2 separate regions of the Homo sapiens genome follow, and region 2 is linked to region 1. A link is a loop called in an ENCODE intact Hi-C map of the cell type or tissue named here. Cell type or tissue: dorsolateral prefrontal cortex. All regions are shown on one strand. Each heading gives the region's core, and the rest is flanking DNA. Links, peaks and the distances in the headings are about the cores only.

Region 1 (16,169 bases), core at 3,275-11,274:
GCGCCACTGCACTCCAGCCTGGGGACAGAGCGAGACTCCGTCTCAAAAAAAAAATAAAATAAAATAAAATAAAAATAAATAAATAAATAAAATTGACCAGAGTTAGTAGAGGTGGACTTTGTTTAATTAGTTTAAACAATTAAAATTATTGATATTCCAGAAAAGTCAGATCACAGTCTTTTCCTTGTTAAGTGGTGTGGAACCTCTCCTGCTTTTGCCTTCTGTGCATAGTTACCTAATTAACTTTCCCAGAGGGAGAATATTTTTTCTGAGTATTATGAATCTAGTCATTCTGAAATAAGCAGCAATTCTAAATCTGAGCTGACAGTCCCTCCGGCACTGATCTCTATTCCTGGTTATTGCAAATTTCAGGACTTGCTACATTTTCCCACAAAGGAGCAATTTGATGAGGCTGAACCAGCCACTCTGAATGGGCTGGATCAACCAGAACAGACCACTATCCCAATCCCTCAGCTGCCACAGGAAACCCAGTCTTCCCTGGAACATGAACCAGAAACTCACACCCTGCACCTGCAGCCGCAGCATGAAGAGAGCGTGGTGCCCACCCAGAGCACGCTGACAGCCGACGACATGCGCAGAGCCAAGCGCATCCGAGTAAGTGGGGAAAGCCGGCGGCTCCTGGCACCAGCCGCTCATCTTCCTCCCACCACCAGCTCTCTGGTGGTTTTCTAACCTATTCACCTTCCTCTCTGAAATCTTGCATCTAGCCTGTCACATGCTCGATCCCCTTATTTTGAAAGAAAGTGTTCACTATTTCTCAATGTCTCTGTGTCCCATGGCAGGCTGGCATGGCTGGTCCTAGATTTGACCAATTTAGTGACGACACAGAGGCCTAGAGGTTGGCAGCTCCTGGACTAGCTCTCTGCATCCCTCAATTCACAGATTGGAAGTGGAGAAATAAGTACATTTAGTTATAATAATCATTTATATTTTAAACCAGGCTAATTTGTGCCTAATCATAGCTCTCAAGTTGATTTTGGGTAACTAAATGTGCTTATCTACAGCTTCCCAGGGGAGAATGGCAAATGTCATTACTCATCAATGTAAAGTGACCTGTGTCCAAGTTGATATGGCAGGTACAGTTCACACACCTGCGGATAGCTTGAGCCAAAGCTGTCAGTTCGAGAGTTAGTCAGTGTCTGAGTCACGGGACCTGTGTCTTGGCCTCAGACCATGCGGCTGCAGGGCTTTCCTGACTTGCAGTTCAGATGCGTTTTCTCTTATTATTTCACAAATAGCATTTGACTCTGAGTTAGGAACTGCAGGGGATTCGTGTGGAAAACAATATGGCTTTGTGGGATAAGTGTCTGTGCTGATAAAAACCAATGACTTACAACCCATGTTTATGGCAGCTGAGTGCATAAAGACATATTGGTACTTTCCAGTAGATGAAAGAGACATTTTGTATAACTTCCCAGGCTTTACAATTTCTACATGCATGATCGTTCAGCGTATGTTTCTTTTGGTCTTCTTATTTGCCTCTAGGCTAGAAGGGACCTTGAAAAATAGTCTAGTCCATGCCTTCATGTAAAAACACATTTAAACATTTGTAGTCATATGATAGCTTTGAAGGGCTCTAAGAACTGAGGCTAAACAGCCTTTATGAGAGCCCTGTAATCGAAACATATGAAACTCTCAGCTCACTGTATATTATTTCACAAGAGTATATCAACATACAGAAATACAGGCCAGCAAGGAAAACAAGCTATGAAGTAATATCCCATCCATCCTTCTCCTTTAGTTCCTAATCTGCACTTCTTTCTCTTGCTCAATTACTATATTTTCTGCTTTGGCCATTCTGATTTTTTTTACTAAGTCCAGAGAAACCCTTGCTAGATTTTTTTTTTTTTTTTGGAAGGAAAAAAAAAAACCGAAGCCCACACATGCAGTGAAGTTGTGGATGCACAAACACAGTCCAGCCGTAATTGTACTTGCATTTTTGAATGAGCAGGGTTACTGGTTTTGGTGCAAGGTTCCTTGTGTCAAAGCGAAAGCCATATGTATCTGGCTTTTGGAGGTCAGTCTTAGTTGAGCTATTTTGTTTTTTTTTCTCTCACACATTCTAAAAAGTAGGGCTATGTATTTTTTCATCTTTTCTATCCAGATTGGTAATGACCAACTGAAGGGAAGTCTTCCAATCCAATTGGTAATGTAACTATTTTTCTCTCCTCTAATGCTGCCTGCTCAGTTGGAGCTGCAGGTAGGTTTGTTTCCTGTGTTTCACATAACAGAATGTTACTTGTTTGCCTGACCTGCTGTTCTTTGCAACCTGTACTTACTAAATCCTGGTGGAAACCACAGTTTGGTTGCTACAGTAAATGCAAATTAATGAATAATGATAATTTATTTGTAAATAGATCAAGGAATAAATTGTGGGCTGCAGGTTCCTCATATACAAAATGAAGGGTAGGACTAAGTGATCTCCAAGGTCCCTTCCAGCGCTAAAACCATTGGAATGACTTATGCAATAGTGTTGAGTTCTAACTGTCTATTTGGCACTATGCTAGGTACACAATAGAATTTTCACTTGAGCTTGCAGTCTAAGTAGGAAATCAATACTAATGTAGGGGAGTTTACAGTTAGGTGTTAAATGTAAAAGTATAACTTGGAAGAGTGAAAGGTTGAAGTAAAATAGAGGAGTCAGGATAATTCTTGGATAAGGTGAGACTTAGACTAGCCCTTGAAAGAGAGGAGGAAGGTAGACTGTTTCAGAGAATGATAGCCATAGGATCAGAGGCCCAGACACAGGAGGTTCTTGCTGTGGTTGGGACAGTGCAGACATGAGCCTGGCCCTAGCAGGGGTGCAGTGGAAGGATGGTGCAGAGTGAGCCGAGTTGGGCAGGGCTGGCCAACCAAAGGCTTTCAAAGTGGGCAGAAAATTGTCCAAAGGAAAGTTGTTTAAAAGACCCCAAAACTGCCAGGCATAGTGTCTCACACCTATAATCTCGGCACTTTGGGAGGCTGAGGCAGGTGGATTGCTTGAGCCCAGGAGTTCGAGACCAACCTGGGCAACGTGGTGAAACCCTGTCTCTACTAAAAAAAAATACAAAAAAATAGGTGGACATGGTGGCAGGCACCTGTAGTCTCAGCTACTCAGGAGGCTGAGATGAGAGAATCCTCTGAGTCTGGGAAGTCGAGGCTGCAGTGAGCTGTGATTGTGCCACTGCACTCCAGCCTGGGCAATGGAGTGAGACCATGTCTCAAAAAACCCCCCCAAAACCCCAAATCAACAAACATGATTGTTTGATTTCTTTTTTGTGTCAGGATTAAAATAATATGAAAATTGATCAATAATTTAGGTTCTTTTAGCCATTAATATCAAACTTTAGAAACATTTTAGTCAGGCGTGGTGGCATGTACTTATAAGTCCCAGCTACCCTGGAGGCTGAGGTGGGAGGATTGCTTGAGTCCAGGAGGTCGAGGCTGCAGTTAGCTATGATCATGCCATAACACTCCAGCCTGGGCGATGGAGAAAGACCCCATCTCTAAAAAACAAACAAACCCCCTAAACTTTAGAAACATTTTATGATCTCTGTCTACAAATAATCTGTTGTCTTAGAATTCATTGCAATGTGAGTTGAATCCCAAATCACAGAATTTAGCAACAATACGATTTTGGTATCCCTAGAGTAGCTGATATATATGTAGAGTGTGGTGGATTGCCTGACGAACTCAGGAAAGCAGAAGAACTAGAGTGGATCTGTGCGCTCTCTCCGACATTTGTCATGATTTCTTCTAGAAATGTGTACGGGTTGTGGCTCTGAGCTACAGAAGACACCTTAGAACAGAAATGGCCTGCAAGTGGGTCAACGGGTGGGGACAGTTTCAGCATTTTTACGACCTTGTAATATGACCATCCCATTAGTATCATTAGATCAGAGAAATACAATCTAGTTCTTGAGTGCAGACAATGTTCAGGGCTCCATGGAAATTGAAAAGATGATAAAGTTTGTCAATAGAGCCAAGAAAGTGGAGCCAGGTGGTGGCTCAGTTTAAATCAAGTGGCTGAAGGTACTCACACTAATCAGAAATGACAGAAGACTGATTAGCATAATGGACCAAAACAAAACTGAGTTCTGGATTTGGCACCCAAGGAGAAATGGCATCCTCAGTGGGACCACAGTCAATGTGCATTGTGTCTGTTCTTGGACACTTCAATGAACTTGGATAAAGGAAAAGATTCCTACATGGCAAAAGTGCTCTGAATCTTGCATCTTTGAACCTCACAATAGTATTGGTTCATCAGCAATATTTCCGTAAAGTTTTGAAAGTGGACAAAATAGTAAAGCTTTTATGTAAAATTAGTATCCAGACAGAGTTAAAAAGATGAGGTGGCTACTGAACTACACAGAAGTGAAAGCAAGCCCTGTGGCTGATTTGAGAAAAAACTATGCTTTTTTTTTTTTTTTTTTTTTTTTTTTTTTTTTTTTTTTGAGACAGAGTCTCACTGCAACCTCCACCTCCCAGGTTCAAGCGATTCTCCTGCCTCAGCCTCCCAAGTAGCTGGGATTACAGCCCTGGGGTTACAGGTGCCTGCTACCACGCCTGGCTAATTTTTGTATTTTTGGTAGAGACAGGGTTTTACCATGTTGGCCAGGCTGGTCTCAAACTCCTGACCTCAGGTGATCTGTCCGCCTCAGCCTCCCAGAATGCTGGGATTATAGGCATGGGCCACAGTGCCCAGCCAAGAAAGACCTATTCTTAAAAATCTCTGCAGATGCTGTAGAAAAATCCTTGAAATCATTTTTTTGAGTTTCATATGAAATATATTTCACTGATTCTCAAACTACTTTTGAAGACTTCCTATAAGCTAAGCAATTTATTAAGGGATCTGGATACAAAGGAGAATAAAGTATGATACATCCCCTGAAGCAGCCCCATCAGCTGAAGAAGATCACAGAATTGCTGTTTATCTACTCAAGATAAGTGAGTAGGTAGCAGCTTAAAAATCTTTCTCCTAGCCCGGTTAGAGAAGCCCTGAGAAGGAAATCTCTTGTTACATAGTAATTATGTCTAGAAATTCCACTAAATCAAAAATAATTATTTTGTTTTCCTCACATGATGATTTCACATTAAATTTAGTTTAAAAGTTGATGCTTACAAGTAATTTGAAGTTAAGATCGCACTAAGATCTCCATTAATCCTTCAATTACTGTTCATTTGTAGCTACATAGGCACAGCCATTCACAGATATACTTGAAGGATTTCCCCCCCTTGTAGCAATCTAGAGCTTTCCCTCAGTGTTCTGAGGAACGGATGAATGAGTCTTCATTGTAAGCATAACTGAAAGATTGATTCTGCATTCTCTGTGTGAGGTGATTTTGTCGATCTGCTGTCAGTAGAGCATGAGTAGATTTTCCAGTAGTGGCGATGGGTTTGCACTGAGTACCCGTACTCTCCCACTTGGATGCCCTATAACAATTGCATGAATTTACAAGATGGCCAATCAGCATTACAAGTGCAATCTGTGCCTGAAAACAAAGAGCAGAATTGCCTGGTCGAGGCAGGAACAGTGTGATGAGCTTAACGTTGTTAGCATGGCATTCTAACCAGTAGAACTAACTAGCTATTCTGGAACCTTACCTTCTGTTTTCTAAGTAGAAAGTGATGAAATGCATATATTCCATTTACGACATGTGCTCATGTCCCATTCACATAAATCTGAATCCTTTCAAGAAATTCTCGTGGCATAAAGTTTACCCTTTAAAGTGGTTTTTAGAACATTCTGAAGCTGTGCAATCTTCACCACTCTCTAATTCCAGCACACTTTCATCACCCCCAAAAGAAACCTGGTATCCATTACCCCCAAAAGAAACCTGGTATCCATTTCCTTCTCCATCCTGCCGCTGGCAAGGACTACCCTTCAGTTCTTTTTATTGTTTTTTTGTTTGTTTGTTTGTTTGTTTTGTTTTTGCTAAATGTTTTAATCAAGCTTCAAATTCTTTTTCTCATGGATTTCAACAAGTAACATTTGACTGACTTGCTCCAGCCTGATTCCTGCATGTGTGACTTAACCTAAGTCTTTTCCTCCAAATCTTCCATTTTTATCCTGTTCCACTGTGGGATTTGTTTTATTATACAAGTCTTCTATTGGGAACACTTTTTTTGTTACTTAAACCCTTTCAAAAGAAAACCCACATACATAGATGTAAAACAAAACACAAAAAAATTTCATCTCTTTAAGATGAGCTTCTTTGAGGATGGCTTCATTTTCAGTGTCTTCACCAGAAAAATCTCCTTTCAACTGTGTGTGTCCTAGAGTTGAACTTCTATGGGAAGTCTGTGATTGCAGAGATCATCCTCTCTTTCTCTGTAAAAGTGTGATCCAGTTGCACTCTTAATTTCATCACTAAATGATCACATTTGTGTATGTCTTTCAGAATGCAGCTCTTCAGCATCTGTTTATTCGGAAGTCCTTCCGGCCTTTTAAATGCTTGCAGTGTGGGAAGGCCTTCCGGGAAAAGGACAAACTGGACCAGCACTTACGCTTCCATGGGCGGGAGGGGAACTGCCCACTGACCTGTGATCTCTGTAACAAGGGCTTCATCAGCAGCACATCCTTGGAGAGCCACATGAAGCTCCACTCAGACCAGAAGACTTACTCTTGCATTTTTTGCCCAGAATCCTTTGACCGCCTTGATTTGTTGAAAGATCATGTGGCCATTCATATCAATGATGGCTACTTCACCTGCCCAACTTGTAAGAAACGGTTCCCAGATTTTATCCAGGTGAGTGTCTACTACTGAGATTCCTGTCTGCTTCCTTCTTTTGGTAAAAGAAACTTCGATTTTTGGAAAACCGAGACTGCCTAGCACCTGCATTTCCATCCCTTCTTTGAAACAACTTTACAATTGAGAACAATATTTCTTCAATCAAACTACTTTTATACACAAGATTATTATGACCCTTAATTGTCCAGATCAGACATTGACATTGAAGTGTTTAAGTTACAAGTAATAAACACCCAGATCTATTATAATTTTTAAAAAGTCTTTCATAATCCATGTCAATGTCTATTGCTTATAAAATATACCGAGCCTGTAGAAGACATACTCCCGTTTCTGAGGGGCTGGGAACATCTCCCTACTACTACTGTGGTTTCCTGCTTGCTTTAACCAAGGCCATACATTTTGGAAGGAAACAAAGAGAAAGTTGGTATATAATATACTTTTGTATCAGGAACCGACTGCCTCCTCCCCTGTAGTGTATTCTTTGTTGGAGCAAAATGGGTGAAGATAAATTTCAGAATACTCATGATTTCATTTGGACTTTAAGTGATAAGATTTTCCTGTGCTAGTCAGTGAATAACGAAACATTTTGTAAAAATACACTTTTTCAATTACCAAAGGAAAAGAAGACTAGGGATTTAATTTTAGTTCTGCTAGTGTTGAGAGTCTTGGAAATTTTCTCACTTCACACAAACTAGTAGAAAGATTGCTTTAAGGCATAATTTAATGGCAAAAGAAACTCCAAAAATAATGAAGCAAACTATCTTATAGGAATAGTTTGGTAAGACTCACTACTTAGCTTCCATCCTCAGCTCTTTCTCATTGGATATGTGTGGCTAAGAGAGTTCAGAAGCCCTATTCCTTTATTTATCTAAAAGTAAGGGAAGTAAGTCCCAGTTGAGAAGTGACGCCAGCGTCATATTGCTCTCACAAACCGGTAATGTCTTCTGTATCCACTCATTCATGTCTTTAATTCTTCAGAACTTAATTTTATAAGAAGATGTAAAAGGATCAAAAGGGGCTAAATTGCTTCTGTGCAGATTAAAGACGGAGAAAAGTAAGGAAGAATTGGTTTTTGTCTTCCTATAGATCCTTTTTAGCAAGATTTCATTTAAACCCAAAGGAACTTTTGCTTTTTATCTTTAAAAAATGGGCTTCAAGTGATCAGGGCTTTGACCAAGCAAGCACTCTCTCTCTCTCTCTCTCTCTCTCTCTCTCTCTCTCTCTCTCTCTCTCTCACGTTTCAAGTCATCGGGGAGGTTCGGATTTCTAAGGCTTTCTGGCTACTTGTTTTATTTCTTTGTGACAGGGACAGTATGTGTTATTGAGGCCAATTATCACATCTGATTGGATTCCTCGGCGGGGTTGATGAAAACCCATGGTAATGCGTTTGGCTCCCTCTAGCGTTGACAAGCTGCCTTTGGTCATTTCATTTGGTGCCTGCGTCCCCTGAATTTTCCTGTGGTTCTTATCACCAGGTGAAAAAACACGTGCGCAGCTTCCACTCAGAAAAGATCTACCAGTGCACAGAGTGTGACAAGGCCTTCTGTCGCCCCGATAAACTGCGACTCCACATGCTCCGGCATTCGGACCGCAAAGACTTCCTGTGTTCCACCTGTGGGAAGCAATTTAAGGTATGACACCAAGGCACAGCCCAAGGTGGTTCTCGTGGCCACTGGAATTATAGCAAGCTGAGGGTAAATGCCTGTTCATTTCATCAGTTTATCACCCACCTCTGATGAACTGGACCTGAGATACTCTTTGGGCCTTGTGTTTGACTTAGTTATAAAATTAAGGGGGAAAACTTACTCATTTCCTCAAAATAGTTAATTCAAATCCCCAAACAAGTAGAGTAAAAATGCATCATCTCCTAAAAGAATCCAAATGTATAATGACAAGTATAACTAAATCGCTATTGAGATTTCCTAACAGACCAAAACCTTTACTTAACATTCAGATCAGGAGGTTTTTGTTGAGCACTGATGAAGTATAAGAGCCCGTAATTGAGCCTTGCAGCCAGCAGGACGCTCATCTAATTCAGGTGGGAAATCTGAAGAATGCTGAGAAGGCTTAGACTACTTTGGAGAATGTTAATGACCTCAAAGATTAAAACATTATGAGTATCCGTAACCCACCTGGAACTTAGAAGAAGCCGAGCAAAACCCTGCAGGGGACCCAGAAATAAAAGTTAAATAAATAAATGTAAAAACAATGAAATATGCTTCATTGGGAAATAAGGTGATTCTGCAAAAATGTCACTGGAAGACCTTCTGCTGAAAATGATTGTAGGTCACACTCTCATAGAAACTGGAAAAGAATCAGAAATTGATTCAGGAGAGGAAAACTAAGGGTATATTTGTAACAGATGCAAAGAAATTAAAGAGAAATAGAGTTTGCAAAGCTGGTTTTATGGTAAGTGTGTTATAGAATATAATTTAATGGCTTTGAATATATAACAGCACAATTTAGAATTCCGTAGAGAACTCCAGTGTGAAAAGTATAAGTAGGTCTGGGATTTTTCTGTTCTTAAAAAAAATCATATCTAAAAGGATTCCTGTTTTGCGATACTGTTTGGCCATCCATCCATCCCATCCAGCCAGTGTTTTTTGATTTTTCATTTTGTGCCAGATACCATATTTTAACACCTTGGAATATTTCTTTAAAATTTCTTTGCTTGCTTTCATTTTCTCTTTTACTTTCACCCAGTATATTCAACCACAGTTCAATCAGGGAAGCAAAGCCACTGTGAATGTTACAGAAGAAGATTTTCTTACAGGACTAAGAACTTAATTATAGGAGAAGATGGAGAAGTGAGGGTTGAAGGGAGAAGCTGGGAGGTCGGAAGTCAGCAGTATGCCCACAGAAGTACTGGTCTGGGTGGTCAAATGGGAAGTTACCTGGGAATCTGGGAACCAAGCACTTCCTCCTGCAGAGGGGCCCAGGAAGGAGAGCTGGTGTGGTCTGTGAAAGACTGTGTCACTGCATCTGGTGGTGGATGTGGAGCTGGCCAGCAGGGCTGGCAGTCAGGAAGACAGCTGGTGGCTGGGTGGGAAAGAGAGGATAAGTAGGGACCCACAGGTACCTCTACATGACACCGTCTAGAGCAGCACGGAGCTGCTTCCTTTCCACCTTCCAGGCTGGTCTGAGTTTCTCTTTGGCTAACCCCAACTCGGAACCATGCTGGGAAGAAGACTCCCTTCAAATGTAGTTCCCCTTAGCCAAGTTGACCCAGCACAAAACCACTACCACCTACCTTCCTGGCATATTTTCAAAGTAGAATCAGAGTAATTTTTCTAGAGAACAGCTCTGATGTCATGTCCTTTCTGAAAAACTCTTAAATAGCTCTTCACGCAGATAAATCCCGAAGTTCTTGTTACTTCTAAGATGCTACAGGATCTGGCTCCTGCCAGCCTCTCTGGTTCCTGCCTCCCCGTGTGCTCAGGGTGACCTGAACTCCATAGCTTTACCCAGGTGTGGCATACTCTCTCTCCTTGGGCCTTTGCACTTGCTCTCACTCCTCCTCCTGACTTGAAATGCATTTTCAAACTGTCATATTCCTTCACCTGGCTAATGTCACTTCATATGGGGCATTTCCTGATCCCTGGATTAACTGCTGCTTCTCCCACCAATTCCCACAGGGCCTTTTGCTGGTGACCCTGTCATAGCATTTGTGTATTGCATTTGCCTGTCCTGCTAAGTATAAGCTCCATGAGGGCAGCATTGAAGTCAAGGTGGGACCTTCCAACTTCAGGGAGCTCACACTAGAATAGAGAAAAGAATAAAGTGGCCGGGTGCGGTGGCTCACGCCTGTAATCCCAGCACTTTGGGAGGCCAAGGTGGGCAGATCACCTGAGGTTGGGAGTTCGAGACCAGCCTGACCAACATGGAGAAAGCCCATCTCTACTAAAAATATAAAAGTAGCCAGGCGTGGTGGTGCATGACTGTTATCCCAGCTACTCAGGAGGCTGAGGCAGGAGAATCACTTGAACCCGGGAGGCGGAGGTTGTGGTGAGGCGAAATCATGCCATTGTACTCCAGCCTGGGTGACAGAGCGAGACTCCATCTCAAAAATGCTGTGAGAGGGATTCACTGATTTGGGGTATAGGGGAGACCTCATAGATATGGTGACACTTTTGAATCCATTCATGGGTGGGAAACAGTTTGCCAGCTAGGGAAAGGGAGAGGTGAGGAGTGAGGGAGGAATATTGGCATCTCAAGCAGAGGGAGCAGCAGGGAGTGGTGATGCCACGTTCGGGAGATTGGGAGAAGGGGACTGATGGAGGGTGTGGCAAGAGGAAGCCAGGGAAGCGGGTTAAGCTAGCGCGCTGTGCTAAGTAATTAGACTTACCAGCGTTTCAGAGCTGGGCTAATTCAGGCCGAGGCAGTGGGTGTGGAGAAGAGGGGCCATGTTCAAGACAGGCGTCATGGGAGGCTGACAAGAACTTGCACTTGGGTGGAAGGGGGAAGGGTGGACAGCAAGGAATGGAGATTTGCAGCTTGAGAGGCTAGATGTTTGGGAACACCGCTGATACCAAAAAGCACGACTTAGGCAGAAGGAGTGGGGGCAGATAGCGGATTTGGTTTGGGGGATGTTAGGATGGAAAGGCCTCATGGAGATTTGGCATCCAACAAATGTGTGCCCGTCACGATGTGCATAGCATGGTGTGGTATTTGTGTTAGGCTTTGAAATTTATGTGATGATTCGGTTAAGGTCAGTTGGTTGTTTAAAGGGAATAGACGGGAACTAGTGAATGTTGATGCTTAGAAAAAAGTGGGAATGCGAGAGGAGTTGGAGGAAAAGGAAAAGAAAAAAAGTGGCAATGCAACAGTGCTTTGCCATTGTATCCACACTAAAGAAAGATACTGTCACGTAGGGCAGTGTCCTTAATCCAAATCCTACTGTAGCCTACAAAGCGCTGAACATTCCCTCCTGGGCTTTCCAGAAATGAAGGCGGGTGGGATAGGAAGAAAGAGTTGGGTCGTATGCATTGCAGCAGAAGAGGCAGGTGGGTGAGGGAGGCCCAGCATTGGAGCTCGGCCCTTATCCTGCTCCCTGATACTGGGTAGGCCCTCAAGGAATATTTGTTGAGTAAATGTGCTGAAAAATGAAGTCCTTAAAAAAGTCCCTGTGCTGAAAGGTGGGAAGAACTGGATTTGTAGAAAGCCTCAGAGTCTTTATGGGACTAATAACAATTTATTCATGTGTCCCAGAGCAGAAAGCCTCACTGGATCAGGGAGCTGGCACTTTGTTTTTATTCAGGATGGGCTCTGCCTGATTCTCTCCATGGACTCACATCAGCATGTGTCACTAAATAGTGAAACCAGGAGCTGAGCCCTGGGCCCCATGCTCCATCATAGTGAACAATGGATTTGTTTACTTGAACTTCTAATTCTGTAAGGTGAGAAGTTCTAAATCCATAAGATAGAGATTCTTACTTAAATTCTTTTGGGATTTAGAAAAATATAATGTTTGCTGAAAGGTGTGGGAATTGAGTATACACATGGCATTTTTTCTTTGACAGAGCCTTGCTCTGTTGCCCAGGCTGGAGTGCAGTGGTGTGATCTCAACTCAGTGCAGCCTCCACCTCCCAGATTCAAGTGATTCTCCTGCCTCAGCCTCCTGAGTAGCTGGGATTACGTGTGCCACCACACCCAGCTAATTTTTATATTTTTCATAGAGACAGGGTTTCACCATGTTGGCCAGGCTGGTCTCAAACTCCTGACCTCAGGTGATCCGCCCTTGTCGGCCTCCCAAAGTGCTAGGATTACAGGCATGAGCCACCACACCCGGCCTACACTGGCTTCTAAAATCTAATATTACCTGTTATCAATTTGTCTGAAGTTCTTTTATGCCAGGCTTGTTCCGTGTTCTCTTTAATCTCCTCTACATAAATGCACAGTCTTTATTCTCAAAAGTCGGTATGTATCTTTCCTATTTAATGGTCATTTTAAACCAAGGTTCATTGGAATGCACATATTTGCTAGTGAACAGAGTAACTCCCAGCCACTTTTAACATGTCTGCGTCCTAGTGTTCCAGCAACTCAAATGTCTCTTGGAGGCTTGTGGTGACTGCTAATTTGTATTGATTTTTAAAATGATCCCTTCAGTTAAAAATTTTCTACCCCCGTGTCTACCCCGTTTTCAAAAATACTCTCCAAATAGCGAAAAGACAAACTACGGGAACACATGCAGAGGATGCATAATCCTGAGAGGGAGGCCAAGAAAGCCGACCGCATCAGCCGCTCCAAGACGTTCAAGCCCCGCATCACGTCCACAGACTACGACAGCTTCACGTTCAAGTGCCGCCTGTGCATGATGGGCTTCCGGCGGCGCGGCATGCTGGTCAGTGCCCAGTGGCTGCGGGTTCCTCTGTCTTCCCAGCATACCTCATTGCTGTCGATGATGGTGACGTTTGTGTTGCATTGTGTCCTAAGTTATATCGATCAATGGTTTTGTCAATGTCCAGGGGAAGAAACAGAGGCAAACGATTCCCAATTTGGAGTTCTGTCTTTTCTAGTCTCCCTTTGCTCTCTCTTGCTGCTTTTTGGATCAATTCTTGTAAGAGGTCTTTTTCTTTTTCTTTTTTTTTTTTTAATCACTTTTCATTACTACTTTTGTTTTTCTTTACCCATCTCAATCTCTGCTCTCACCTTATTTTAGTTCCCTCTTTTGTGTCCCTGAATGTATTTTTTTAATGGGGTATTTGCCTTCTCCCCAGCTGTTCCCTTTTATTTTATTTATTTATTTTTGAGACAGAATTTCGCTCCTGTTGCCCAGGCTGGAGTGAAATGGCGTGATCTCAGCTCACTGCAACCTCCCCCTCCCAGGTTCAAGCGATTCTCCTGCTTCAGCCTCCTGAGTAGCTGGGATTACAGGTGCCCACCACCATGCCTGGCTAATTTTTGTATTTTTAGTAGACACGGGGTTTCACCATTTTGGCAAGGCTGGTCTCAAACTCCTGACCTCAGGTGATCCACCTGCCTCAGCCTCCCAGAATGCTGGGATTACAGGCGTGAGCCACTGCACCCAGCCCCCAGCTGTTTCCTTTTAATGCCTCTCTTTTCCAGATATCAAACAGCAGTAGAAGGAAGCTTTCCGTCAAAGCAGGGTATGTGCATCCAGGTTAGCTGAAGCATCAGACAGCCAGTGCTCTGCTCTCAACTCATTTTGACCTTGTTACGGGTGCAGAATATATTTCTGCCAGGTGCTGGAAAGTCATAGAGCAATATTTAAAATTCAGAACCTTAGTCTGTATCTCATTCCATGTTCTTAGTAAGACTAGGGCATTAAATAATGAAAGACAGGTTTGCATGAGGAGAACTCACCAAAGAAATTCATACCAGTGTAATTTTCCTTTTTCCAATAGTAGTTCTTTCAGCCAAAGACTGTTGATGGCTGAATTCACCACAGTGAGTCACCTTCAATTGTTTGGTGAATTATTGTTAACTCCTGTTAACCATGACTGTGAGTGCTTTGGCATCAGATGGGGTCTGGTGATCCTGGTTCTGGCCAAATGCCTTATTATTTGGGGGCATTGCTTCAGAGAATTCCAGCTTCTGGCGGTCATTATCAGAGGCATTCGTGTAGCTTCTGTTTGGTTAATGGGGTCTCTTTTTCTCATTGGTTCTTTCTTTTCCCTTTAGGTAAATCACTTATCGAAGAGACACCCAGACATGAAGATAGAAGAGGTGCCAGAGTTAACTCTACCCATCATAAAACCCAATCGTGATTACTTTTGTCAGTATTGCGATAAGGTAAAAGGGAAATATTCATATTGGTATGCCACTGGGGTTCCCTGCTTAGAGCTGACTTGTCCGTATTTATAAATATATACTACGATTTTTTTGTTACTCTTACCAGATGGTTACCTGTCTCTCAGTAGTCTCCATTCAGACAAGAAAGGACTAGAAATACAGCCTTATTTTAAGCCAAATTTTTTTCTTAAGAAATAGTTGACTTCATTTTTCTTACTGTCCCTTCTCTCTGTGATTTTTGTTACACAAGAAGAGGTTTATTACTAGTGCTTAGTGTATGAATTAATTTCAAATTCCTAGGCTCTAAAATGAGAGCATTTATCATGACCTATAACATATATGGTAGTTTTGGGGTTTCTATAAGGTGGAGGGGGTTGGGAAAGCTTTGTGGTGGAGTACTCTACTTGTACTATTGCATTATTTTCATGTAGTTACAGAAAAGACACAGAATATATATTTATTATTCCACTGTAATATCCTTTCTTACTTTTTGAGATGGAGTCTTGCTCTGTTACACAGGCTGGAGTGCAGTGGCATGATCTCAGCTCACTGCAACTTCCGCCTGGGTTCAAGCGATTCTCCTGCCTCTGCCTCTGGAGTAGCTGGGATTACAGGCGCCAGCCCCCACGCCCAACTAATTTTTGTATTTTTAGTAGAGACAGGGTTTCACCATGTTGGCCAGGATGATCCACCCTCAGGTGATCGCCCGCCTCGGCCTCCCAAAGTGCTGGGATTATAGGCATGAGCCACCACACCCAGCCATCCTTTCCTTATATAATGTAGCTATATCAGCTTAAAAGTGAGAAACATTTTTTAACATAGATTCCCCACTATAGATAGCAGTTGCTATTGACGTTGCCATTTGGAAGATTCTCTGGCTCCTGGTCTTCAGCTGCGTACATCATATGAGAGCTTTCACAGGCAGCTCTCATATGAGGTGGATGGGCCTTAAAAACAATTATCTTCCTCTGTCTGTGTATCATATCCAAATTTTAAACTTTAGGATAAAGGGTATTTTCACAGTTATTATCTTAGATTTATAGATTAAAGAAAGAAACCTATCATATCTACATTATGTTCTTATTTTATTCTAATTTGTAGTATATCCTTGCTCTTCAATAGATCTGTTAATATACATATTAATATATTTTATTTGGGGCTACATGAATACTTTTCCTCATTTTCTTATAATGAAATTGTTAGTTTGCTTTAAGCAAGAAAGTGGAACTGTATACTGCTTTCATGGCAAGGCGCTTACATTTGCAGGTTTATAAAAGTGCCAGCAAGCGCAAAGCCCACATTCTGAAGAACCACCCAGGAGCAGAGCTCCCACCGAGCATTCGGAAGCTCCGACCCGCTGGTCCTGGAGAGCCAGACCCCATGCTGAGCACACACACCCAGCTGACGGGCACCATCGCCACCCCTCCCGTCTGCTGTCCCCACTGCTCCAAGCAGTACAGCAGCAAGGTAGGGGGAGTTTCTGACTAAAGCTAAGGTCAAAACCGCCATGCGAGGAATCTCTTAAGGAAAGGTGGCTTCTCATCCACATGGCCTGGATGGCTCCTTCTGAGTTGACGGGGGACTGAAAGAGATGTTGTCCTAGTCACTGTAAACAGAGAGCACAGCAGAGAATGGAAAGAGGATACTGTGGACCTCCCCAGAATT
Region 2 (16,169 bases), core at 2,862-10,861, 500 kb before region 1:
AGTGAGCCAAGACCATGCCACTGCACTCCAGCCTGGGTGACAGAGTAAGACTCTGTCTCAAAAAAAAAAAAAAAAAAAAGATTTTCTAAATACTGAAAACCTTTAAAGGTTCCAAAAAGAGAGACTATCTAGGACTAAGGAAGAATTAAGCAGCACAGACATGCTTCCACACATGCAGGTGGCAGTCACAGAAACCTGCAGGCCAAAGGGAATACAAGGCGACTGTCAGCACAAAAGTGATGCCAAAAATCAGACATTGCCTGCCTGGGATGTGTGCTCAGTGATATGATAGAGGAGGACAAGGAAATCCTTTATTACAGGCAATGTGGAGTCACAGCCATTGCACAATAGCCAAACTTACAGAAAATGGACGTGAATTGTAGCACAAATGGTATTACTTTGTTTAGAAGGAAAGAACTCTGTTTATATTTAAGTGCTAGCGCAGGCTTTTGAGAGAAGCTGTTTATTCCCTTCTTTGAGATTTTTAAAGGAGGGCCATTCTCCCAAGAAATCTCCAACGACAGGCCCAATGAACACCTGGAGTCTCTTCCAGCTCTGTAATACCATGATGTAATCCTTGGTTCTGCTCAAAGGAACACTAATTCAGTGTACCACAATCTCACCAGAAAACTGTCGTATTCAATTTCCAGTTTATGATTTCCACCTTGGTTAAGAATTCTGTCTCTGCTGCTTATTAGCTAGGTGACCATAAGCAAGTTCTCTAACCTCTCCAGCCTATTTCTTTACCTGTCTGTAAGGTGTCTTTTTCAGAGGACTGTCATGATGATTAAATGAGATAAGAGTTGTGAGCTGCTCAGCACAGTGCCTAGTGCACAGCAAGCACTCAAAAGATGGAAGCTATTATTACTGAGGATTGAATGGAAATTAAATTAAAATAAGTGCGGCCAGGCACGGTGGCTCACGCCTGTAACCCCAGCACTTTGGGAGACTGAGGTGGGCAGATCACGAAGTCAAGAGATCGAGACCATCCTGGCTAACATGGTAAAACCCTGTCTCTACTAAAAATTAGCTGGGCATGGTGGCATGCGCCTATAGTCCCAGCTACTCGGGAGGCTGAGGCAGGGGAATCACTTGAACCCAGGAGGCAGAGGTTGCAGTGAACCGAGATGGCTCCATTGCACTCCAGCCTGGCGACAGAGCAAGACTCTGTCTCAAAAAAAAAAAAAAGTGCTCAGAACAATGCCCAGGCCCATAGTAAACACTAAACTTTACTGAAAATGTACGAATTGTAAATGAAGTTCTAAAGCAAAACAATTTTTTTATCTTCATGTAGAGGATACGATAGTATTTTGGGGAAAAAAATTCATCACTAGTTATGTCATTTTGGGTAAGTCACTGAAACCTCTGAATTTCTGTTTCTTCTCTGCAAAATGTGAGTGGCAGTGGATTAGATGATCACCATTGTTTCTTCCCGTTTTAAGGAGTCTGGAATTCTAAAGAATACCAGAACTTATATACACTAAAAATGTATCATATATACCATATAAAACTCTAGTTATAAACTAAGAAATAAGCAGTCACTAATAATGTAAGTTGATCAAAAACTTAAAAATCACTATAGGCCTACAGTATAAGACACCATAAACATAAAAATCTTTTAATTATTAAGGATGGATTAAATAATAAGCAACTATTAGATACAGAATTAAAGACAAAACAAAGATATTTTCATTTTTTATATAATTTCCTTTTCACATTCAGAGCAAGCAATTATTTTGAGCTTCTTATTCCATAAGAATGGCATATAGCGAGCTTAAGTAATCCCAGATTCCAAATTTGAGGAATCCAAATTGATGCTCTTTTACATTCAGGAGTCAGCAAACTTTTCTGCAAAGAGCCAGATAGTAAATATTTTAGGCTTACTCAACCCTTCCCTCGCAGCTCAAGAGCAAAGAATGCGTACATGAATGGCTGTGGCTGCATTCCAATAAACTTTATTTATGGACACAAATTTGAATTTCATACCATTTTCAAGTGTCAAGAAATTTTAATATTCTTTCTAATTTTTTTAATTTACCACTTAAAAATATAAAAACTATTCTTAGCTTGTAGAGTGCAAAAAAACAAGCAGTGTGCAGCAATTAGCCCAAGGGCCGTAGTTTGGCAACCCTGCCGTAATTACATATTTTGGGAAATAAAGTAGTAATGTAAGAAATCCGGAATTGGCAGAATGCCGTTATGGGATTTTCACGGGTTGGTTTGTTGATGTTTGTTTTGCTGCACTGTTTTCACCTGCCACTCCTCTAAGAGCGGCCACTACAAACCACCCACCCTTTCTCGCTCCCTGTGGCAAGGGTCCTGGGTTTAACATAGCCAGGTCCTGGGTTTAACATAGCCAGGTCCTGGGTTTAACATAGCCAGGTCCTGGGTTTAACATAGCCAGGTCCTGGGTTTAACATAGCCAGGTCCTGGGTTTAACATAGCCAAGGTAAGCCTGACACCTTGTGGTTGCATTGCGAACGGCAGGAGCTACCTTGGAAGTTAGCAGCACTGCACATCTGGGGAAGGGGAAATCCAGGAGGGAGCGGGGACTGCGGGGCCAGTCAATGAACCAGTCAGCAGGTGGTGGTGGTGGTGGTGGCGGCGGCGGCGGTGGTGGGTGGTGGGGGTGGTGGGGGTGGTGGTGATGTTGTTGTTGAAATGAGGAAGGATAAAGTCCAGAACTCACTATCTGACTTCTCTCTCCAAAGAGAACTTCCAAAATGCTACCTATGGGGGCACTTCATCCTATTAAAAAAATGAAGCAGCAGTGGCCAGGCTCGGTGGCTCACGCCTGTAATCCCAGTACTTTGGGAGGCCAAGGTGGGAGAATCACCTGACGTCAGGAGTTCAAGACCAGCCTGACCAACATGGTGAAACCCTGTCTCTACTAAAAAAAAAAAAAAACATCAGCCGGGCATGGTGGCAGGAGCCTGTAATCCCAGCTGCTTGGGAGGCTGAGGCAAGAGAATCACTTGAACCCTGGAGGCGGTTTCAGTGAGCTGAGATCTCGCCATTGCACTCCAGCCTGGGTAACAAGAGCGAAACGCCATCTCAAAAAATTAAAAACTAAAATAAAAATGAAGCAGCAACTTCCAGAGCCTTCACAACCAAAGGCTCCATGGACACTCAAGACTTTCCTTGGTTCAGTTAAATCTCCCACTTCTAGCCCTTAGCATTCGGGCGGGAGAAAGGGAAACTGGGCACGCTCCTCACTCCCACTCCTCCCAGATGCTTACACTCGAGAAAGAAGGAAAACCCACAGGACCTAACTGCTACTGAAAATCAGGAGTTAGCTGGCACAGTAGCTCACACCTATAATCCCAGCACTTTGGGAGGTTGAGGCAGGCGGATCACCTGAGGTCAGGAGTTGGAGACCAGCCTGGCCAAAATGGTGAAACCCCATCTCTACTGAAAGTACAAAAGTTAGCCAGGTGTGGTGGTGCCTGCCTGCAGTCTCAGCTACTTGGGAGGCTGAGGCAGGAGAATCTCTTGAACCTGAGAGGGAGAAGTTGCTGTAAGCCAAGATCGCACCATTGCACTCCAGCCTGGGTGACAAAGTGAGACTGTGTCTCAAAAAGAGAAAATCAGGAGTTGTACTCTGGGAAACAGCAAATAAGGGGCTTCAAGGAGGTAAAAACCAGTCATTGAACTGTTACAATAGCCCTGAGGCAACACAGAGTTGTATTCATTGCTTGCCCAGGTCAGACTGTCCCAAGCACTGTACAGGATGTCCCAAGCACTGTACACTGTGCTAGGACGAAGTGTTTTGCTTGTTTTGAGAAAAGGGTTGAAGAGACCATTCTTTCCATTGTCCTTCCTCTAGAAGTGTTTCCCCAAAACATTCTAGACTCGTTATTCCTATCCTATAAATTATGCAGGAAAGGAGGTTCTGCACCATGCTAGGTTGGGAAGTTCATCCTTTCATCTAATTCACAGCTGTCCCTCTGTGTTTCTGAGAAAGCAAAGAGAGGGGGGATACTTAGAGGGAATTTGGCAGCACTTTCCCCTGGGCAAGAGCCTCCTCTTTGGAGGTAACAAGCCCTGAGAGTCTCAGATGCATGCTGAACCACCACACTGCAGGAAGGGGTCAGATGGGCTGAAAAGAATCAGCGATGACCTCGACTGTCAACATCCCCAGCATAAGCACAGAGCTGGGTACCTGGGGGCAGGTGAATTGGCAAAGGATTTAAAGGCCCTGATCCCAGCGGTTCCTAATGCATCACCCACATTGACAACTCAGAGAAAGGCACAGTTGGTGGATGAGTCTAGAGTTTGTAGGTAGAGAACAGGGCCCTCCACCCAATCCAGACCTGTGTCATTGAGACTGGGATGGGATGCAGTTTTGTGGTCTTGAGACCATGTCATCCCTCTCTTCCTGAATACTACCCCCTTCCCTAGGGGGCAGTGGTGACATGGGACAGAATAAATTCACCTCATACACATTTGTTCCTGGGGCTGTGGCAACGCAGTGAAAGGGCCTGCCACCTTACTTGAAGTCCCGGGCAACTAGCAGTATCCAGAAGAGAAGACCTTTTTCAGGGACTGGAGGTCTGTTTCCCTCTTGGGGAAATGCTAACTTCCAACCTCAGTGCTGGTAACTTACCACTGTGCTGGCCTCTGCCCCACCTGCCCTCTAACAGGACAGTGAGAGTCCCTCTTAGGGTTAACCAGGTGGGTTGTTTTTTGTTTTGTTTTTGTTTTCCCCATCTTCAGTTTGGAGTGAAAGTTAGGAAGGCTGTGCAGTAGTGATGAGAGGAGGGCATGATTTTAGCATGACCTTTTCCTCCTCTCCCTTTATGCTTTACAATGAAAAGCTCAGGAACCTTCTCCCCACACAGTCGGATCTCCGGAGGCATCTGCAGGGATCCCAACAGTGTCGGGCTCTGCAGTCGGACTCTGCAGGGATCCGAACAGGGTCGCTGAGACCAGTGCACGAGCCTCTTCGGAAGATGCATCCTGGACTCTTGGCCGCAGAGGAGAAAGCGGTTGGGGTCTCCCAGGGACTCTTTCTAAAGGGTCAGTCCAGCATGGTAGGGGTTAACGTGGGTCCACGCGTAGAGGGAAAGGAAAGAAGTTGTAGTTGACACTTCAGGGGGGCGGGTGGCGGACGGGTCTCGCTGCCTGATTGGTTTTGCATTTCATCCCAATTTTTTTTTCTCCACTCTCTCTCCCTCTTTTCAGTTTCTCTCTCTGATCCCAGGGGAGGGGAAACGGGAATAGTGAGAGATCAAAAATAAACCTCTTATGTCAAGCCGGGAAGGAAGTATAAATAAGAAGGGCTCGGCAGCCCACTCGGTGCTTCCCGGGGTGGGGAGGAGGCAGGAGGCGGCTGCGCGGGGCTGGCGCGGGCAGGGGCGGAGGACGGGCGCACGCGGGCCGGGGCCAGCTGCTCGCGCTCGGCTCGGGGGCGGCGGCGCGGGAGGAGCGGGCTGCGCCAGCCAGAGGGGCCGCCGGGGGAGCGCTCCCGCCGCCGGGCCCCGCGGGCCGAGTCGGCCTTGCACCCGATTGATTCCGCTTTTCCTGGAGAGAGCGGCCGGGCCGCGCTCGGGCCGCCAGCACCTGCCCGCGCCTGGCGGGCTTCTTCCCTCTCCTGCGCGCAGCCACCGCCGCAGCCCCCATGCTCCCCGCCCCCGCCGCCCCCCGGTGGCCTCCGCTCCTGCTGCTGCTGCTGCTGCTGCTGCCGCTGGCCCGCGGCGCCCCGGCCCGGCCCGCAGCCGGGGGGCAGGCCTCGGAGCTGGTGGTGCCCACGCGGTTGCCCGGCAGCGCGGGCGAGCTCGCGCTCCACCTGTCCGCCTTCGGCAAGGGCTTCGTGCTGCGCCTGGCGCCCGACGACAGCTTCCTAGCGCCCGAGTTCAAGATCGAGCGCCTCGGGGGCTCCGGCCGGGCGACCGGGGGCGAGCGGGGGCTGCGCGGCTGCTTCTTCTCCGGCACCGTGAATGGGGAGCCCGAGTCGCTGGCGGCGGTCAGCCTGTGCCGCGGGCTGAGCGGCTCCTTCCTGCTGGACGGCGAGGAGTTCACCATCCAGCCGCAGGGCGCGGGGGGCTCCCTGGCTCAGCCGCACCGCCTGCAGCGCTGGGGTCCCGCCGGAGCCCGCCCCCTCCCGCGAGGACCCGAGTGGGAGGTGGAGACGGGAGAGGGTCAGAGGCAGGAGAGAGGAGACCACCAGGAGGACAGCGAGGAGGAGAGCCAAGAAGAGGAGGCAGAAGGCGCTAGCGAGCCGCCACCGCCCCTGGGGGCCACGAGTAGGACCAAGCGGTTTGTGTCTGAGGCGCGCTTCGTGGAGACGCTGCTGGTGGCCGATGCGTCCATGGCTGCCTTCTACGGGGCCGACCTGCAGGTAGGACTGAGAGCCTCCTCCAGCCGCCGTGCCCGGAGGCCCCCCAGACGCCTCCCAGCGTCTCTAAAATCTCCCCTTCCAATCCCTCTGAGAAAAAAAAAAAAAAAAAAAAAAAGCCCTCCCCACTCATCTTCTCCAGCCTTACCCCAAACGAGATTCTCTCCTGTCTGAGAAAGAGCAGTAACTCTTTTCTGAACTTCTGCCACCCTGGATCCCTGCGCCCCCACCCCCAGGTCCCTTCCAGTTTAGAGTGGGGCTGCCGACGCCCATCCCTCTCATCCGAATCTCCCGCGGCACGTGGCGCACTGACCCGAAAGTGGGTATCAACGCATTCCCCGGCACCTGCCTCTCCCAGCAGAGATGAAAATTGAGCGTTTACGAATAGCTCCCACTCCCACCCCTCAGCCCTCTACTGCCTCCAGATCTGAGAGGCTCCCAGGGAAAGGCAGATGGGATGGAGAGAGATGGCTGTCTGATTCCCTTGGGTATGGAGGTCGCCATAAGCAAAAGACATTGTTTGAAAGGAGCTGAACCTGGAGAGGGGCTGCCCAACTTCTGTGCAGCCAGCTGGTTGTGATCAATGGGGCATGGACTACCTTGCCAACCTGGCGCTCAGCCCCGGCAGAACTTGGCAATGCCAGCAGCCAGCACAAGAGGGAGGGGCAGAGAACTTCTGCCTGGGGGCTCAGCCCAGGAGCTGAAGCTTTGGTGGAAACGCGAGGGGCGCAGGGGCTGGAACGAGCTCTTTGGGTGAATGTCTCTAGTAAAGCCAGACCCACACTTGGTCCACCCAGCTGCCCTTAGCCCAGACACAGCTCTTACCTAAACAGGGGAGAAAAACAGAGTCCAGGGGATGGCTACCTAACCAGACCATTTCTAACTAGATGCAAAGATGGTGCTGACTCAGCAGGAGGTGTCTGTGTTGCCCTAAACCCCAATTTCTCCCCTAAAGACCAGGTGAAGGCTTTTCCAGGAGGAAAAGAGGGTAAGGCTTCCAGAAGAGGGGTGCTCTTTGCCCCTAGGGAGCACAGAACCAGAGATGTGCCAGGGAAGGAAGAACTGACCTGCCCAGACGTCATAGTTCCCTGAAACAGGGATCCTGGCAATGCAGCAGCTAAGCTGACACTTTGTGGTGATGGCATCCTTGGCCGGGACCCAATACTAGGCTCAGTCTGTGCCCGACTGCTGGGGGCCCCAAGGGCATAGGCATTGCCTGTGCAGAATAGTCCAGACAAGGAGGCGATCAGCCTTCTGTTTCTCACCCCATCTTTCCCACCCTCTATCACTGGGAAAGGCAGGGTAGGAAAGACCCAGGGAGAAACAGATGATTAGGATGGGAACTGCTGTGGGTGAGAGTCCACGTGGCTGCCCCTCTGGCTACTGCAGGTGCTGACTACACCCCAGGGACGCACCCCTGCAAGCCCTTGTGGTATTTGCTTCCCCAAAAGCAGGGCAGAGCAGCTTTGGGTCACGCTGATTTAACACCTGTTTCCCTGCCTGTCCTGAGAGCACGGAGCGGTGGGAGCACCAGCCCTCTCCTCTGACTCCTTTCTTTAAGCAAGTACTAGAGAGTGTGGCAGGAGAGGGGTGAGAAGAGGGCTTCTCCCATCTCTTTAGGACCCCCACACCTGGCTCCTAGGGGGCTCCACCAGAAAGAAGCTAAGATGGCCGGGCACGGTGGCTCAAGCCTGTAATCCCAGCACTTTAGGAGGCCGAGGTGGGCAGATCGCAAGCTCAGGAGATCAAGACCATCCTGGCTAACACGGTGAAACCCCGTCTCTACTAAAAATACAAAAAAAATAGCCAGGCGTGGTGGTGGGCGCCTGTAGTCCCAGCTACTCGGGAGGCTGAGGCAGGAGAATGGTGTCAACTCAGGAGGCAGAGCTTGCAGTGAGCGGAGACCGCGCCACTGCACTCCAGCCTGGGTGACAGAGCAAGACTCCATCTTAAAAAAAAAAAAAAAGAAAAAAGAAAAACACAAAAAAAGTAAGAAGCTAAGATGCACCCATTGCAAACCCAGAGCGGGGTGCTACACCCCTCTACCCCCACACATGGAACAGATTCTGACATCTACCTAAGAACCAAAACATAGGAAAGCCAAGAGAACTCCGTGCCAGCAGAGAAAGTCCATTTTTCAGCCTTCAGGGCCAGACTGTCTCACTCTCTCAGCTGATCACCTGGACGCTGGAGATAACTGAGTATTTGCCTCAGGGACATACTCGCATCTCCAGACATCCTAGCTATCTAGAGGCAGACATGCTCTGAGGCCCGACCCCAGGATGCCCGGGCTGCTGAAGCAGGAGACTCTGCTTGGGTTTGCACCCGATTTTGTTCCCTTCAGCTTAAAGTTCAGGTCTGCTGCCCCAGACAATTCGGCTTTCTCTGTGTCAGAGACACCCAGGCATTGCCATCCTCATGAGACTCCTGACCGGGCGATGTGGCTCCTGCTTGCCCCGCTCCCCATCCCCCACAAACACGCATTTCTGGACCTTTCCCAGCTGCACATTGGCACCTGCACACCCAGCCAGCCCACCTGGACCAGGAGAGCGCAGCAAAACAGGCATCGGGCACCTCTGAAGGCTGAGTTCCTCTCCCTAGGGGGTTGACTTCTGAGTCTCACCTGGAAGAAAAGTCTTCCCTCAGGGAGACTAGCCCCGCCACCTCCACCCTGGGTCTCATGTCCCATCCCACCTGTGCTCCTGCTGCCACCGTGGCGGGTGGGGGAGGGACTGAGGTACAGCTGTGTCCAGGACCACCCTCGGGCCCCTGTGCTATGATGAGCTGACCAGCCTTGGAGATGCTGCAGGACAGGCGTGACTGTCTCAGCTCAGTCCCCTGCGCTTCCGAAAACAGATCCATGAGCCCAGCTGAGAGAAGAATGAAAATCAAGTTCCCGTGCCTCAAGACCTTGGCTGCCCACACCCACCTCCTGCAAATGGAAGCCAGTCCTTTATGTGGAGACCTCATTCACACAGAGGGAAGGCACTCTGGGGTGATTACTCTTGGTAATCAGGGGTGTGGAGGATGAGAAGAGCCTTTACCTCTCTAGGGCTTAGAGTTCCTCATCTGTGAAGCAGGACACCTGGACTAGGTGATCAATCCCGGTCTGAGCACCTGTGTGGCTGCTTCATGATGAGCCAGTCTTCTGGAAGGTTTAGCCACTCTCTGAGCGTGTTCAATTCACAGCGTGGTTTTACACACATCACCTCCATGAAAATACCAGTGAGGGGGGCAGAGGGAGACTGCACAGCTCACAGAGGACATGTGGCTTCCTCAGGATCAGACAGCACCGATCAGGATCAGTAAGTGGCAGGGCTGGGCCTGCAGACCAAGTCTCCCAAAGCTGAATCCTGTGCACTGTTATCCCACCAGGCGGCCTCTTTCTCAGGACTAGGGTCTGTGGCTCTGTCGACCCTCTGATACTTGCTTATGTTGTGGGAGTGGGTCTTTAAATCCAGCAGTTCAAAGCCATCCAGGCCCACTGTGAGGCCCTATCCTGCAAAGAAACCGCCGTGGAGGCTGAGAGAAAGAACGCACCACTGCCAAAGCTGGTCTCACTATGTTACGCGACAATGAAGTTTTCCAGAGCTCTGTCAATTGAGTTCATTTAATCCCATGAGAAAAGGGGCCCCTGTCTCCCACCTTCTTATCTGGTTTCAGAGTTAAGGAGCTCAGACAGAGGGGCCTTTCTGAAAGGAGGGACCACCTGGGAAGACTCCATTAGCTCTGTCTACGTCCAGCTGCTGCTCAGTGTCCCCTGTGTGAACCCGGGGCGAGATGGAGTGAGGGGCAGCATGGCAGTGCCCACTCTCGCCAGCCTGGGACGCCTGTCCCGCCAGTGCTTCTGCAGTGAGCAGAGTTTTCGAGTCCTCTTCTTAGCAGAGAGGGTCCGAAAAGTGGCGCTCATCTTCCCAAAGTCCAGCAGAACACTCGCAGGAGGTCAGATTCTGGGGACTGACTTCAGGGACGGCTGTCACAGCCATCTCCATGCCCCCTTACCTGCATGCTGTGGGGAAAATGTCTTCCACAAGACACTAAAGTGGGCATGCAGCCTAGGTTGTCCAGCAGCATCCCAGTTTCTGCCTGTTCTGGCATAATTATTAATACTACCGTCTTTCCCTCTCAAGGGTGTCCTGGTTTGGATGACAACAGAAACAGATTCATGCCCCCCCCTGCTCTGTGGCTACCAGGGAGAAAGACAAGTGTTATATGTGCGTGATGTCCTTCCCATTGGCAAAAGAATGCATCTTTTCCATCCCTTATGTCTGCTGCAGTCAGAATGATCAAAGATATGGAGTATTTCCCAAAGAAAATGTCTCAGTGTCCAAAGATCGCCCCTTCCCCATCTCCCAGGAGGTGGGGTGTGCATAGGCAATGACAGGCGGACTTGCTGCTTGCAAGCCTTGGGTTCACTTTGGCTAGGCTGCAGTTTTCCTTACAGCAGCAAAGATGGGTGGCAGTTAGTACAGAGACTAAGAACACAAACTTTGGAATGAAATCGAAATAATGTAGTGTCCTTGAGCAAGTCACCTATTTCTGTGTACCTCGATTATTTCAGGTAGGAGCAGTTATACCAATGTCCTAGCCTTGTCTTGAGGATGTAAGAAAATATGGAATGCACCTGACCTGGTGCCTGGTCCAGACGACATACTCAGCAAGGCATGGCTATTACTAGAGTTGCCTTCGGTGATGGAAACCATTTGTTAGAGTGGGGAGGATGGGCTGGGCCATGCCATCAGAGTGCCGGCCACCGCTGTTTCAGCTTTGCTGTTCCACATGGCAGAGGAACCTTCTCTTTCAGTTGCCCATGCTCAGTGGTGAAGGCTGACTTGTAGTTCAGCGTCAGCGTATGCTTTCAAGGGACAACATTGCTCTTTGCTGCTTGCAGAACAAGAGGAGATGAAGCATATGATGCAGGTTGCTCTTTTCTCCTCTCACTTCTTTCCTCTCGCTTTGCTTCTCCATCTCCACACCCCCAGCTCAGTCTCAGGCCCTAGAGACGTCAGATAGGAAGAGGGAATGCAAGAGCTTCCCGGGGCCACTTTTCCTCACCTGACCTCCCCCCAGGCGCGCCGCAAGGGAAAGCTGTGGAGCCACCGGTGAAGCGCAAACCGGCTGGATGTAATGATGACATCGGGGCGGGAGGAGGCCGGCCCGTCCCCATCACCCACCGCAGCTGGCTTCGGCTACCACAGAAGCTCTGAGGAAGGAATCTCCTTGTTCGTATCTCAAAGAACCAAAAGGGGCTCTGGCCCACCCAACTGGCCAGGGTGTTGTTATTTTTTTTTAATTCATTTTTTTTTAATAGAGACAGGATCTCACTATGTTTCCCAGGCTGGTCTCAAGTGATTCTCCCACCTTGGCCTTCCAAAGTGCTGGGGTTACAGACATGAGCCACCCTGACTGGCCTGATGTTCATCTCTACTCCAGGTCCTGGGGTCACTCATGCACGAGCAGACTCCCTAAAAAGTGCCGCCTCTCCCTAACAAAAGTGAAGAGTATGGGATCCCCAAGTCATTCAAGAGCAGGTTGTTTGACCACCCTGGCTGGGCTGACCGTGGGCTCCCACCTACCTGCCGTGGTTTGGGGGGCGGCTGCTCTGCTGATGCCTCTGCTCCTCAGGGGGGCCAGGACCCCGTTCACATTCTTCACATGCAGCTTGCATTGGTGTGGGGAGCAGGGAGGTGTAAATCGGCACCAGGTGGTGGAGCAAGCCATCTGACTTCCTCCTTGACCAGCCGCAGGCCTGATCCCCACAGGACTCTCAGTCAGGCCTGTCCTTTGAACCCAGGATATTGGGGGAGAATCAAAGGCTCACAGCCCTGAGGTCCCCCACCTCACCCAGGCTCAGTGGTCCTTCTCCGTAGGGAACTGTGAGACGCACCGCATATATAAGGCATTCCTCTGGTCATTTCTCAGAAGAGCGGACTGGGAGGGGAAAACCAAAAACTCAGTAGAACAAGAGATAAGGAGAGATCAGTGGGATCGGGATCTGGGATTTTGAAGGGAACACTGGACCACAGAATCCTCCTAGCCTTCTTGAAAATGAAAAGTATCTTCTGAGACAGCGGCCAGAAGGACCTTCAGATGTCCTCAAGTCCAGCCCACCCCTCGAAGCTAAATGGCTCTGAAGCCGGCCCTGCCTGACAGCTATGCACTGTCTGGAGAAGACAATGATATGAGCTGTAGAGAAGGAGGCTCCCTGGGAACCTTAGGGCCGGGAAGCTCCTTGTGCTGTCTTGCCCTGATCTTCAAGCAGCAGTTTATTCTGCATGAAAATCAGGGGTTAACCCTCACCTTCCTCCGGTCTTCACTGAGGATGTGAGCACTGCCTCATCTCTCACTCAGCCTCCCTCCGATCTGCTCAACGTGGGCACACAGACTTGCCCCAACCTCCTGTCTTTAGCTCCTTGTGCTGAGCTGTCTCGGCCCCGAAGCTTAGCAGCTGGTGTTCCTTAGCTTTACACCTTCCTTGTGCGACCTCATCTTCCCCATTTTGAGATTGTGAAACTGGGACTCAGCGGGAAGAAATCTTGTGATGACGGTTGCAGTTTGCCTCAGAAGAAATTCCAGGGGTTGGTCCCTGGCCCATCAGACCCTGGTCCTTCTTAGAGAGATCAGGATACTGTTGGCCTCCTGGAAGCAGCAAAGACCCGGCCAGGAGTTCATCTCGGCAAGCCACCATTCCTCAGCGCTCACCCCCGGTTGCATAATGATGTGATTGCTTTTTGTCCCTCCAGAATCCAACTCCAGGAGCAAGTGCCAAGTTTCAGCCTTGTTGATAAGATGTTTACATCAGCCTAAACATTGCTGGAGTGCTTGACACGCCAAGTAACCTGCCAACCCCTGCTTGTAGGGCTAACAAAATACCTGGCTCATTGCCTGTGAGGTGAACAGACAGATCCCATTCACAAATAATGGGATTCATCTGGAACGCCCACACATGGCCTCACCCGATGGAATGTCCCTCTCTACCCTTTCCTTTCTCCTCCTTCCACTCCCACCTTCCAGACCACAGGAGGAGAGGAAGAGGGGATCCCAAGAGGTGGTGATCTAGGGATCGGAGAGGCAGGGCAAGCAGGTGCTGCCCAACTGACCACACTCCAGGCTCAAGGAACACCCACCTCTGCCTCTGTGTCTCCTCTTCCACAAAATGCTCAAAGAGGGCCACTTCAAGGGGTCGCTGAGGCAGGAGAGCGAGTTCCCATCTGGCCTTCTCTCCAAGCCTTGGAATCCAGCAGGGGAGCAGTTGGCAGCCCAGGGACAAGACAGAGGCCAAGCAGTGATGTATGCTCTGTTGGCCAGCCTGGGTGGAAGGGAGAGCAGGTGAGATCCCAAGCACATGGGTCCTCTTAGGCCCACGGGATCCTCTCAAGCCCCAGTCAGGAGGGAACGAACCCTTCGGGGCTGTCCAGGCAGACACCAGGAAGCCACGCCCGGGGAAACCTAATGAGAGCACGGTGGACCTCAGAGACAGGCACACCTGGGCTGGCCTCCTGGTTTCAATAGCTGCGTGACCTTCAACAGGTTAATTTGCATGACCTTCCTCATTCGTGAAATGGAATTACAGCACCTTCTTCACAGAGTTATTGTGAGAATTGAATGAGGTACTGTGGCAGAGTAGCTGTTGTTAGGAGTGATTATCACAGCAAAGTTTTCAGTGTTAACAAATCCCCCCCCAAAGAGTAGAGTTACCCCAATAGACAACAGGAAAATGTTCAGCTGGATTCTAAGAGGGAATTCTACTAACCTTGAGCGCTCAGAACTTTGCTTCTGGGCTGAGGCCGGGGACGGGTGGGGGTGGTTGGCAAGGAGACGGTGTCAGGATTAAGGCAGAATAAGCCATGCCGTCCAGTAGAACTTTGTATCTGCACATTCCAGTGCAGTAGCCACGAGCCATATATGACTATTGAAGCACTAGAAATGTGGCCTGTGCCACGCTATAAGTTTAAGGTTTTGGATTTTAATGAATTTGGATTTAGGTCGTCCCCTGAAGCTGTCCTGGATGTTAGACACACAAGTTCGGAGCAAGGCAGGTCTGGGTTCAAAGACCACTGTTCATGCATCAGCTTTGTGACCTCGTGCAGGTTCTTGAGCCTGTTTTCTCACATGCAAAATGAAGGGAGTAACACGGAGACCTCGGGGGTATTGTGAGGCTTTGGTAGGAATCTGATGCTCAGCCCCATAACAAGAGGTGATGGCAGCGGACAGGCCAGGCCAAGGGCCCTGAGACTTAACCCTTCACTCCGCCTCTTGTCTCCTCCTTCCTGACAGAACCACATCCTGACGTTAATGTCTGTGGCAGCCCGAATCTACAAGCACCCCAGCATCAAGAATTCCATCAACCTGATGGTGGTAAAAGTGCTGATCGTAGAAGATGAAAAATGGGGCCCAGAGGTGTCCGACAATGGGGGGCTTACACTGCGTAACTTCTGCAACTGGCAGCGGCGTTTCAACCAGCCCAGCGACCGCCACCCAGAGCACTACGACACGGCCATCCTGCTCACCAGACAGGTCCGTGCCTGGCTCCGGAAGCCCTGGGGAGGAAGGGAGACAGGATGGGCAGATCAAAGGGAGGACCACGAGGCCTGCCCAAACATGGGAAACGTCTCCCTGCTGGCCCCAGCTGGACGCCAGAGCCTCATGCCCAGAATGATGAGGAGGTCATGAGGACAAGTGTGAGGTATTTGCAAGGGAAGGAGAAGAATCTTGTAAGGGCTCTCTTCCAAAAGTTTGTGACCAGCTGTCTCCTGAGGTCACACATAACAAGAAGAAATGGGCTCAAGCTGCCCAGTGAGAGATCTGGGCTTGGAATGAAGAGAGTAGTTCTAGCTGCAGTGGTTGTAAAACACAGGGGCAGGTAGCCAGGGGGTCCCCTCAAGATCTGCCCACAGCAGGAGGGCTGCCCACCTACACGGCATGACTTAAACAGACAGCTTCCTGAAAGCAAGAGAGCGATCCTGTGTGCCAGGCCCTGTCTGCTCCTTCAGTCTCATAAGGGCCCCATCGGGCAGGCCCTGGTGTTATCCCCATTTTGTAACAGAGAAAACTGAGGCACAGAGTGGCCACACAGCTCTCGTGCCACATAGCGGCAGCGCCCATAGTCCAGCCAAGACAGTGCTGCTGTAGAGTCATGTTCTGAATGACTGTGCTGTCCTGTCCCCACAAAAAGCCTTTGAAGTCCCAGCCAGCCCTAGGATGCAGCCAGCCCTAGGATGCAGCCAGCCCTAGGATACAGCCAGCCTGTAACATAGAACAGGCTCCCTTACATGAATGGCTGATGTGAAGACAGACAGAGATTTCCCGATCTTATCACTCAGAAATCCATCTTGATAGCCTTTGTATTTTATATTCTTTTTGGTTTTTAATTTTGTTTTGTTTTGTTTGAGACAAGGTCTCGCTCTGTCACCCAGGCTGGAGTTCAATGGCACAATCACAGCTCACTGCAGCCTCTGCCTGCTAGGTCCAAATGATCCACCCACCTCAAGCCTCCTGAGTAGCTGAGATGACAAGCGCAAGCACCTTGCCCAGCTAAATTTTTTTTTTTTTTTTTTTTTTTGCTTTTTGTAGGAATGGGGTTTCACTATATTGCCCAGCCTTGTCTCCAGCTCCTGGACTCAAGCAATCTACCTGCCTCGTCCTCTCAAAATGCTGAGATTACAGACTGTTTTTATTTTTTAACAAAAGGAAATTTCACAGGTTACTCTCCAATTTAGAAAGATGGGGGACGGGTGAACTGGCTTGACCATAAACACAAAAAGAACCAATAAAGCGAGGCCACTAGGTGGGATATCCAGACACGTTGAAACTGCTGTTGCGTCTTCCTCCT

The links. A loop is a pair of places that touch in the nucleus more often than their neighbours do. Peaks named below come from ENCODE experiments on the same cell type or tissue, not always from the same donor. Only the 100,000 strongest peaks of a DNase experiment are listed, where the experiment ranks them.
Region 2: a loop joins it to region 1, with 3 times the contacts of the local background. A loop is called at or near these places in 5 of 110 quality-filtered maps.

Annotation. Positions count from the first base shown.
Region 1 is chr11:129,915,462-129,931,630 of GRCh38, reverse strand. PRDM10 (PR/SET domain 10) reads left to right here. Exons shown (of 21, transcript NM_199437.2): 11 at 373-615; 12 at 6,402-6,749; 13 at 8,228-8,383; 14 at 12,913-13,092; 15 at 14,394-14,504; 16 at 15,771-15,971. Among named protein-coding and RNA genes, the nearest start is that of NFRKB, 28 kb to the right of the region's middle. RefSeq lists an enhancer at 5,194-5,695 and a silencer at 8,071-8,170. In dorsolateral prefrontal cortex, for the core only: CTCF peaks have their summits at 7,938 and 8,143 (motif pointing left); a DNase peak (open chromatin) is centred at 8,150.
Region 2 is chr11:130,417,738-130,433,906 of GRCh38, reverse strand. It overlaps ADAMTS8 (ADAM metallopeptidase with thrombospondin type 1 motif 8), which reads left to right and starts at 5,298. Exons shown (of 9, transcript NM_007037.6): 1 at 5,298-6,340; 2 at 14,615-14,854. The coding sequence starts at 5,621. RefSeq lists an enhancer at 13,654-14,155. In dorsolateral prefrontal cortex, for the core only: CTCF peaks have their summits at 5,991 and 6,191; DNase peaks (open chromatin) are centred at 6,226 and 7,506; H3K4me3 peaks cover 3,351 bases; H3K27ac peaks cover 5,975 bases; H3K27me3 peaks cover 494 bases.